Regions from separate parts of the Mus musculus genome. Here all the other regions are linked to region 1. Evidence: chromatin loops called from intact Hi-C (ENCODE). Cell type or tissue: gastrocnemius. All regions are shown on one strand.

The links. A loop is a pair of places that touch in the nucleus more often than their neighbours do. Peaks named below come from ENCODE experiments on the same cell type or tissue, not always from the same donor. Only the 100,000 strongest peaks of a DNase experiment are listed, where the experiment ranks them.
Region 2: a loop joins it to region 1, with 4 times the contacts of the local background. A loop is called at or near these places in 25 of 42 quality-filtered maps.
Region 3: it touches region 1 in a loop (11-fold over the local background); 23 of 42 quality-filtered maps call a loop at or near these places.
Region 4: it touches region 1 in a loop (2.2-fold over the local background); 6 of 42 quality-filtered maps call a loop at or near these places.

What each region holds. Positions count from the first base shown.
Region 1 is chr16:89,843,348-89,845,847 of GRCm38, reverse strand. The region is part of intron 12 of Tiam1 (T cell lymphoma invasion and metastasis 1); the gene reads left to right. Among named protein-coding and RNA genes, the nearest start is that of Gm52239, 50 kb to the right of the region's middle. In gastrocnemius, a CTCF peak has its summit at 1,095 (motif pointing left); DNase peaks (open chromatin) are centred at 761 and 1,049.
Region 2 is chr16:90,180,455-90,182,954 of GRCm38, reverse strand. No RefSeq gene overlaps it. Among named protein-coding and RNA genes, the nearest start is that of Gm35714, 22 kb to the left of the region's middle. In gastrocnemius, no CTCF peak of the experiment used is centred here; a DNase peak (open chromatin) is centred at 1,146.
Region 3 is chr16:90,166,745-90,169,244 of GRCm38, reverse strand. No RefSeq gene overlaps it. Among named protein-coding and RNA genes, the nearest start is that of Gm10789, 26 kb to the right of the region's middle. In gastrocnemius, no CTCF peak of the experiment used is centred here; a DNase peak (open chromatin) is centred at 1,365.
Region 4 is chr16:89,895,494-89,897,993 of GRCm38, reverse strand. It overlaps Tiam1 (T cell lymphoma invasion and metastasis 1), which reads left to right. Exons shown (of 28, transcript NM_009384.3): 4 at 1-389. Among named protein-coding and RNA genes, the nearest start is that of Tiam1, 64 kb to the left of the region's middle. In gastrocnemius, a CTCF peak has its summit at 1,390 (motif pointing right); DNase peaks (open chromatin) are centred at 103, 874 and 1,407; H3K4me3 peaks cover 1,313 bases; H3K27ac peaks cover 794 bases.

The DNA.
Region 1 (2,500 bases):
GAGGTGAGTCTGGGGGTGAGGAGAACAAGATGTGAGTCTCACGTGTTTTACAGAAAAGTGTTTCAAGAAGGTGTGACATGGGTCTGGGGAGAAAGGTCAGTTGGTAACATTCCTGCCACAGAAGCCTGAGCTCTAGACTCCGGTACCCCTGTAAACGGTGGTACAGAGCCAGGCACCTCTAATCCCAGTGCAGGAGGCAGAGACAGCGGGAGCCTCAGACCTGGCTGGCTGGCCAGCCTGGCTGAATTGGCGAACTCTAGGCTCAGTAAGCGACGCCATTGATAAAATTTGAAAGAGAGAGAGAGAGAGAGAGTGTGTGTGTGTCTCAGTTCTTAACTTCTCACGCAATACAAAATGAAGACAATCTGCCTATCATTTGTGTTGTATTAGGTAGGTATCAAGTGCAATCTAAAGACAATTCAAAGCCTGTGTGACATAGCTTTTATGCAAATACCACACTGTTTCCCATAAGAGAGTTGAGCACCCATGGGTTTGGAGATTCTGGGGTCCTGGAGATCCTGAAACCAGTCCTGTGAGTTACCTAGTAATGGCAACAGCTGGCCTCTATTGTAACAGGCTCCTTGAGGTTGGTGTATGCCAAGCGCACTCTAGGACACGGGACGACTCCCTGCTGGCTAGGGTACTGTGGCTAAGAGGCCTTTGTGGCTTAGGCTGGCATGGTCAGGGGAGACGGGGAGACAGGACTAACAGCATGTGGTTAGAGCAGTGTTAAAAACTTATGATGTTTCCCCTCTGGGGCCTGGGGGAGGTGCTTCAATAGTACTTTAAACGTGGAACTTCAATATGTGTGCCACTTGCCTGTGCATAAGGTGGCCAGCTTTCAAATTCCCTAGCCCAGATCCTGTGGTTTCAGAAAACACATTTTAAGACACAGAAGTTTCCTGTATTTTTTTACTTTTTTTTTTTTTCCTTAACCTGGCCTGAGTCTCAGTCAGCACAAGAGTGAGCGTGTGGCCCCGAGGCTGGCTTATGTGACACCGAGACAGTGGACACAGTGGAGAGCAGAAATTCTGAGCAAAGTATCCCACTGGCTCTCTGCAGAGATGGTCAGAACTAACGGGTCTATGCTGTCACCTAGTGGGAAGGACTGGCTGCTACACATATTTAAAAATAAATGAGCAGGGCTCAACCCCAGCAGAGATGAACACTGTGGTATTGAGTGAGCATGGTGCTTGTCCTGCCATGTCTTGTCAGCTTTCTTTAAATAATTCCGTATTTGTAATTGTAGTGGCTATATTTTCTGATCTTTAAATCACTGAAGTCCTCTAATTGGAGAATTTAATTTTGTGAACTGAAGTGTCTAAATAAAATCATATTGAATTATGCCCCCGGACACCCAGGCTGTACGGCCAGTGTTCCTAGCTCTAACCCCTATCACATTGTGTCATAGTATACCATTAAAAAAAAAAGACCCGTGCTTTCTTCTTGACTGTATAAAATGACATCCTGAAGAGATGGGGCAGGGGTAGACGTCACCGAGGTCCGCTTCAGTGACTCAGGATGCAGTACCTATCAAATTCTATGGCTTGAGATTTATTTTCATTTCCAGATCAGTAAGAGTTTGCATTTGTCTTCAAATTTGGATTTCAGCTATAGGTTTTTTACCTAAGAAGGCTCATCCTCCTAACCTCAGGCCTCTTTGGGTTTCACACTGGGCTGGGAGTCACCATGGTGGGACACAGAGAGAGCCATATCTCTGGGGCTTGCAAGACTGCATTTAGACCCTGCCCAGCCCACCCTGGCTTTACAAACATGTTAGAATACTTTCTCACCAGCCTTAGCGCCCTGTTTGTGAAATGGACGTTGTAATTGTCCCAGGATGGAATGATAAGGCACACAGTTGAAATTCATGTCTTGTGAGTTAGCTCCAGATATATGGAACTGCACTGTCAGTTGATTTAAACATTTTCTGATGCGCGAGCTATATAATACTTTAATCTTGCATTTATACAGAAACACATTCTAGACTATGTTGGGTTTATAGATGGTTGGTTGATTTGTGTACTTACTTTTCTTTATGATTTTGTATAGTTGAGTGGCTAACCGAGAATCTCATCACACAGACAGTCTGTATCTACCAGTTGATCCTGCTGTGGATTTCCTCCTGTGGAAGTGCTGTGTGAACAGGCAGAGATGTCTAGTACTGTGCAGGCCTTCACTCAGCATATTTATAACCTCCTTTTGATTTTGACGAGTCCCCTGCCCCAGCACTAGAGGGTTTAATGATGGGGGCATTGTGTTTCAGGTCTGTGATGAATTTAGGGTGCTCTATAGAGTGATGTGCATGTGGAGAGAGCGTGGTTAGAAGCAGCCTGGTTTTCTAAGCTTAGCTGAGCGTGGTGCTGAGAACTGAAGGTTTTTCACTCAATAAAAACACTGATGTAGCATGAATTTTTGTTCAAGTATCAATTATGAAAAAGCAAATTTACAAAATGCTGATCTGTCGTATTTGCGATGGGCCCCTCACTCGCCCCCCTCT
Region 2 (2,500 bases), 340 kb before region 1:
CCAGAGGTCCTGAGTTCAAGTCCCAGCAACCACATGGTGGCTCACAACTATCTGTAATGGGATCCAATGCCCTCCTCTGGTGTGTCTGAAGACAGCTACAGTCTACTACTCATATACATAAAATAAATAATTAAAAATAAAACATCTTATTCTCTATCGGGCAGATGAAATTGAGCGCCAGCTTTGCCCCTGCGAGCCTCTGTTGATCTGTCTACAAAGTGGAAAACACCAAAGCATCTACCTACCCAGTGGTTACTGGGACGACCGAGATGCTCGTGAGCCTGGCTCGCGGGAGGGTTTTGTAAGCCTTGTGTTCAGTCAGGACTGTGTTTTGACTTGCACCACAACTGTGTCCCGCTCCAGAAATACGCTGTTTTCCTTTCAAGCCTCTAACGGCCAAGGAAGAACACTGGGCAGCGCCTGGAGTTTTCTTTGGCATATTTAGCTAACACACTTGCCCAGTCATGATACAGAGCTGACACCTTCCAGGGGTAGCTGTCACCATCACCATCACCATCACCATCACCATCACCATCACCATCACCACCACCACCACCACCACCACCATCACCATCACCATCACCATCACCATCACCATCACCATCACCATCACCACCACCACCACCACCATCACCATCACCATCACCATCACCATCACCACCATCACCATCACCATCACCATCACCATCACCATCACCATCACCATCCATCACCATCCATCACCATCACCATCACCATCACCATCACCATCACCATCAGAGGACGCTTTCTTGGCTCTGCTGGTGTGAATCCAGTGGCCATTGAACTCTTGTGATTTCTTCCCATGGTTACAGCATTGCTGTGGCTTGCTTGACCTTAGACTTGCTTCTGTTACTGGGTTTGTTTAGCAATTCGATTCAGAGAGGATGAAAACCTGCAGGAGAGAGCTGTTTTACAGGAGAGCCCTCATTCCAGAGACACGGTAGAGTGGGTAGGGAGAGGCACTGTTACCTAACACCTGCAGAAAGGGTGGAGAACCTCTGCTCCCCGCACCTGGAGCATGTTGGGACAACGACGAGGCTTGGCAGTTGGTGGCAGGTTTCCACTGGCCATGGTAAAATAAAAGGAAAAGGAGGCGCCCAGATAAGGGATTTACACTGCCAACCAAGTGTGCCAACTCCACCTGGCCTCAATCCATGGGCAGACTCTGCCTGGTTTAACAGAGAGTCTTCGGAAGAATTCTAAGGTCAGCTCTAGATCAAAGGGAACGGTCTTTCAAAGTCAAGAAAATAAAGATGTGAGAATGGTCCGCGATGCCAAGCAGTGGGGTGGGGCTTGGCCAGGGAGCTAGAAGGGCTCCATATGACGTAAGCGTACATCCTGTGCTAACCTCCACCTGCCTCTGGGTAGAAGACAATGGGTGCAGCTCGCATACGCTGAGGTTTGTTACAGCGAAAAGACTGCGGTGTCCTGGGAGAGTGAGGGATAGATGGAAGGAAGAGTGGAGGTCATCAGACCAAGACCAACAAGCTAGCCAATTATGGTCCTTTCCATTTCAGTGACAATTGTGATAGTTATTACCATTTACATTATGGGAGAGAGAACGGGACTCTCTTAGGATTCTCTGTCTCATCAGCGAGAGAATTTAAGGGCAGACTCAAAAGAAACCTTGAGGATGATTTTATTAGAATTTAAAAGAAAAACTTGAGATGGCAAGCTATGAGTCTTGACAGACACGCGAAGAGGAAGGTGGGAAAGAAAGAGAATGAGTCATGGCATTTGAGTTAAGCTGGCTTGCAGGTCAACCACGTGGTGGGCAAGCAGCCCACGGTGGAGAGGAAGCAGTAGGGAAAGTTAGAACTCAGGAAGGTGGACAGACTGACTCAACAGAACCTCATCAAAGCTCTGAGGACAGAGGTTCCAGGATGGAAAAGTATGTCTCATTAAAGGGGTAATTATCCCCTGTGCCTTCAGCACAGCTTAAAGTGAACTCCCCCTTCTTGAGGGACACCTAGGCCAAGTGACCAGCCAGCCCAGCTGGATAACGCATGCATTGGCAGCTTGTAATGTAAAGTCTCTACCCAGGCCGGAGAGAGTTTACCCTGTTGGGCTCCATGGAGCCCCAGACGGGGCTATGGTAACAACCTCTAGGATTTTGATGATCATATTTAAGTATCACATTAGGTGGTCTCCATGGCTGCTCCTTACACTTCTTGGAGTAGTTTTTTGTTATATTTACCAATTTATCTACAAGTATATGATCACTCAGGCTATAAAGGCTATAAAATCACAGTGACCTTATGTTTGCAATTTCTCTGGTGTTTAGAAGAGCCTGACCTCTGCTCCACACTTTCTGGAGCCGTCCCCGGAGAGCATCAGAATGCTAGAGAGGCTCAAGTCAGAGGACAGGGACACTAGGCATCGACAGGCTCAGACCCTTCTGTCCTTGTAACAAATGCTGGATGGCTCTGGACCCTCATCTGGGGACACCAGAGGGCACTACCTACCTGAAAGCTCTTCT
Region 3 (2,500 bases), 320 kb before region 1:
TGATTGACATGTGAGGAAGCAGGTTCACACTCCTCTCCCATGGGCCTGGCCTCACAGCGGCAGCTTTCCTGCCACCATGGTGCTCACTCTCGAGCCATGAGCTAGTACAATCCTTCCTCCCTCACATCATTACTTGCCAGTATTTGGTCGTTGATACCCTTGCCCTGTCATCCTTTTCTTCATTTTTAGTTGTAGCAGATCTGTTTTCTTCGGGAGATCCACTAGTCTCCAGGGAGAAGAGCTGAGATCTGAAGTCTACTCAAGCTGAGGCAAATAGATGCTTGGATTGGCTACCCAAGAAAGGCTAAATGTTTTTTTGCTCTAAAGGTGTTGTCCTGGAAACACCAGCTTCCTGGATTCCCTGATGGCCTGATTTCCTGTTCTGTTTGAGAACTTGTGGCGCAGCTTATATTTTTCTTCTGTAACGTACCACTGAATTCAACTGATAAACTTCATTTGTGTAATGTTTTGCTTGAACAACTCAAAGTTCACTGCTATGTGAATAAAGGATTGCTTAGAGCCACTTCAGAACGAAAAGTCCTGAGGGTGAGGCGGATGCTCTGTGATGGGGAGGCCTGCTTCCTCATCATTTCCTTGTGAACCTGTACATTTTCCCTGTGAGAGGAAAAATGTGTTCAGTAGAGTAAGTAGGAAATAGGGTTTTAACAAAGAGAAACAGTGTATGTGGGAGAGGAGAGCTAGACTCTGTGTACCTGGAAAGTATGTACCAAAGGGCTTGGGCCAGGGAGAGCCTGACTCTGTGTACCTGGAAAGTATGTACCAAAGGGCTTGGGCCGGCACAGTAGAACCCTTTGAGAGGTCTTGAAATCCTTTCTGTGATGTACCTTCTTCTTTCCACACCTAGTCACTTTCTGTAGTCCAAACACATCTATTTTAGAGACATAGCTGTCATGTAGTCCAGGCTGGCCTTAGGTTTGCTAAGTAGCTGAGGTTGGCCTTGAACATCCAATTCCTGATCCTCCTATGCCACCATTTCCAGCTAGAAGATTTGTCTGTTCTTTCTTTCTTAAACGTTTATTTTTGAGGTCATATATCCATTTGTTTCCTTGACTGGCCTTGAACTTGTGGCCCTCCTACCTCTGCTTCCCAAGTGCTGGCATGATAAGAATTCACCATTGTACCACCCAACTTAAAAGTCACAGATTACTAGAGTCTGCTCTGAGAGCTCCAGGGAAGGTCTCATTAGAACGCAGAGACTATATGTACATTTCCACAAGGTCCCGGTGATGTCCAAATTCCTGGTCCCGAGGAACACAATGTGCATGAAAATCGGTCCAGTTTTCTCCTGTTCATCACAAAAAGGGATTTCCAAGCTTAGCACCCTTGTAATACCAGTATATGCCAGCAGGTGTCAGCAGTGCACTCTGAGAGGCACGTTAGACGCTGTTCCTTTAGGACCCTAGATATGTTTCCAAAACGGAGACAGCGGAGTGGACTCCTGCCCAGTACTTTCACAGTCTTTGTTCTTTATGATTTTGAAAGCATTTGTTCACGTCTTGCTGGAAATGTGGCTCTTGGGGTTTTGTTATTGTTCATTCGGTTTGGCCTTTGGCTTTTTACACAGGATTTTGTGCAGCCCAGGCTGGACTACTGGACTAACACCTCCTGAATCTTTTGCTTTCACGCCTCAAGTACTGGGATTACAGCACTGTCAGGGCTCAGTTTTCAGATGGCGTTTTCACACATTTTCTTTGTCTTTCTTTTAGAATTTACTTTTATTTTAAAGTGTGTGTGTGTGTGTGTGTGTGTGTGTGCTCGCAGTGCGGCCTCTCACACATACATAAGCCCAGATGCCTGAGGAGTCCAGAGCTAAAGTCATAGGTCGATGCTGGGAACCAAACTCGAGTCCTCTGCAAGAAGAGTAATCAATCACTCAACTGCTAAGTCAGCTCCCCTGCCCTTTACGCATTTTCTTACTTCCAGAGGAGTCTTTGTTTCTGTCAACTCTCCCATTTTACAGGTGAGAAAGTAAAGGTACAGAAAGAATACAGTGACTTGTCTAATACATTGAAGCTGGAGGAGGGAGAGGGAGTCAACACTGGGCGTTTATGCAAAATGCCCCAGTTCGGAAAGAAAGGAAAACACTGCTCCAGGATTTTATTTTATTTTATTTTATTTTATTTGCATTAAGCTTTGTTCTTCTTAGCAAAACTAAAAGCTAGATAAGCATTCTGGGTACTCCCTGGTTCTGATTAAATGCTACTCCTGGTTCTGACAGAACTTCTGTGGGATACATTGTCTATCTTAGATAAAATCTAAGAGAGTCACACGTTCTACCACCACGGTAACTAAGGAATCCCTCTCCAGCACTTGACACCAAAGCCCCCTCCCTGGATCTGTTAGAAGCTGGTGAGGAGGAAAGAAATTGGAGCGTATCAGGTTAAACAAAGGTTTGTCTGTGCCTGGGTGTAGGGGTGTCCAGGAGACTTGATGTCCCATCTTCTGGAACTCCTCGGTTTGTGCAGCCTCAGCCACGTTG
Region 4 (2,500 bases), 52 kb before region 1:
ATTTAACAAGCAACGAAGAAATCTTGGGTTCCGCGGAAGAGAAGGATTGCGAGGAGGCTCGGGGGATGGAAACAGAGGCGAGTCCCCGGCAGCTCAGCACCTGTCAGCGAGCCAACTCCCTGGGTGACTTGTATGCTCAGAAAAACTCTGGGGTGAAGGCTAATGGAGGACCGAGGAACAGATTCTCAAGCTACTGCCGGAATTTGGTGTCGGATATTCCCGATCTTGCAAAGCATAAGATGCCACCGGCTGCTGCCGAAGAGACTCCTCCGTACAGTAATTACAACACGCTTCCCTGTAGGAAGTCGCACTGTCTTTCCGAGGGTGCCACCAACCCACAAATTAGCCTTAGCAAGAGCATGCAAGGCAGAAGAGCAAAAACCACCCAGGTAAAGCCTCAGAGATGTTTCAGTATTTTGGAAGTGGTGCGCGCCTCTTAAAGTGCATGATTTTGCTCTTATCGGTTTCTCTCTCTCTCTCTTTTTTTTTTTTTTTTTTGAAATCGGGCTGTACCCGGGTTTGTCTGGCAGCTGCTGCAGCTGGCATCGCTTCTGCTGCGCCCCTCTTACAGTTCTGTGGGTAGGGGGTGGAGATTAAGGGGTGTGTATGCAGCGGGGTGGGAGGGTGTGCTAGGAATGGCAATAGAGCTATTAAGTTCATACTGGGAGACTGCCTCTCAACTCAGTCCCTCCACAACACCTCCCTGATGGGACTCTGTCACCTAATCATCTCTGGACGAGCAGGCATGGTGGGTTGCAGGCGCTCGGAGCTCATATCCACACTGCAGCAGGTGGGAAGAAGTCCGTGGGCGGGCCCTCGGAAGAGGCATCCTTTGAATCAGGGCGGTCTGCGGTCACTTGTCAGCTTCTCTCTGGTGTTGGCAGGCTCGCCGTCTTACCAGGAGCCATTTCAATTTCCTGTTCCTCACGATGCGGCCAGCCCCGTCTCTGGAGGGAGGTGTAGCAGAAGGAATAATATGGGTGGGTTCCCAGTTTCTAGCTTGCAGCCAAGTTGCTTGACCTTGGGCAAACCCTGACTTCTAGAGGCTCCCTCTGGAAGGTGGGGATGAAGAGACTTAGTCGGCTTGCTTGGCAGTTTAATGCAGGAGAGAAGGGGCGTGAGCAGATTTTTAGGAGACTTGAAAAGTATCTTACCAGGGAAAGGGTGGCCCACTAGCTTGTCTGGCAATAATAGCGGGAGTGAATGTCAGACGGCCCTGCATGCTTTGGTCCTTTGCTGTTCCTTGCGGCAGGTTTTGGGGAGCTGGGGATTCTGACCAGGCTAAGAAGCCGGTAGTGGATTGTGCTTCTGATCCAAGAGTGGGTGCGCTTCTTTACTTTGAAAGACAGTGGGCATCGAGGTGACCTGCAAAGGCTGCTGCACTCCGACCTGCCCAGTAGGGGGCAGTGCTGCACTCTGGCCAGTTCGAGTCCAATGGGCAGTGGCAGTGTTACTTTTAAGGTGGGCCAGGTGGTGGAGGGCCTGGAGTGACACCGGGTTTCTTTCTGAAGAACCCTGAAGATGGATTTTGCTGACACGAAAGCCAGTCTTCTAGACCCTTCACCCCTTCCTACCTGGTTGACTCTGGGCAAGTTAGTGGTTGTTTTAAAGCCTTGATTTCTTCACCTGTCTAAGTGGAGGTATTGTGACTGGAGACTCTAGCTCAGTGGCAGGACCTCGCTTGAATGGCTTCCAAGGGGCTCTGTGTCAGATCCTTGGCATCATGGATGTACACACTCAGTAGGGATAATAATAGGACTATTCGAGAGAATGGAATTGTCCGGGAGTCCGGAAGCCTAGTACTTAGGAAGCAGCCAGGGACCGGGAATTTGGTCGCCGGCGTAACACTCGCATTGGTAGTGGTGCTGTGTGGGTAGATGACTCGGACCATTGGATGTTGGTGCCCAGATCTTGTATCACCTGAGAAGGTAAACTTTAACCTCTCTTTACTCTGATTTGAGATTATAACCAAAGTGAGATTGTGACAGAACTAACAGGTTAACTAACCACCCAGGGTCACTACTGAACGGTCAGTTTGGCAGGTCACAACAGGTGCCCTGTTAAAGGGTCCCATGGAAAGCCCTGAAGCATGGCCGTGAAGCTGTCTGCCATCAGACTGGCATTAGACGCCTGGTTCAGAGAGATACTCTGCCTGCCTTGAACTTGGCAAAGGGTGTGTTGATGCAGGCAACACCTCTGCCTGGACTGAGTAGCCTGTGCCCTATGTAAGGTTGGCAAGGGCTGCCCAGCTGTGTTCTAGAGCGCTGTCTCTAACTCCAGAGATAGCTGGACACACTGTTGCCCTTAAATACCAACCACCCATGGAAGAGGGGCAGAGTGAGCCAGCGCTCTCCTCCCCTGGGAGACTGTGGTGTGAAATCTCCATCCCTTGCCTCACGACTTCCCAAGTTAATATACAGAAGTGAGATCATCTGAGTGTGGTGTCTCATAAAGCCACGGCTTAATGCAATGCAGAGTGCTGCACACACGGAATTCTAAG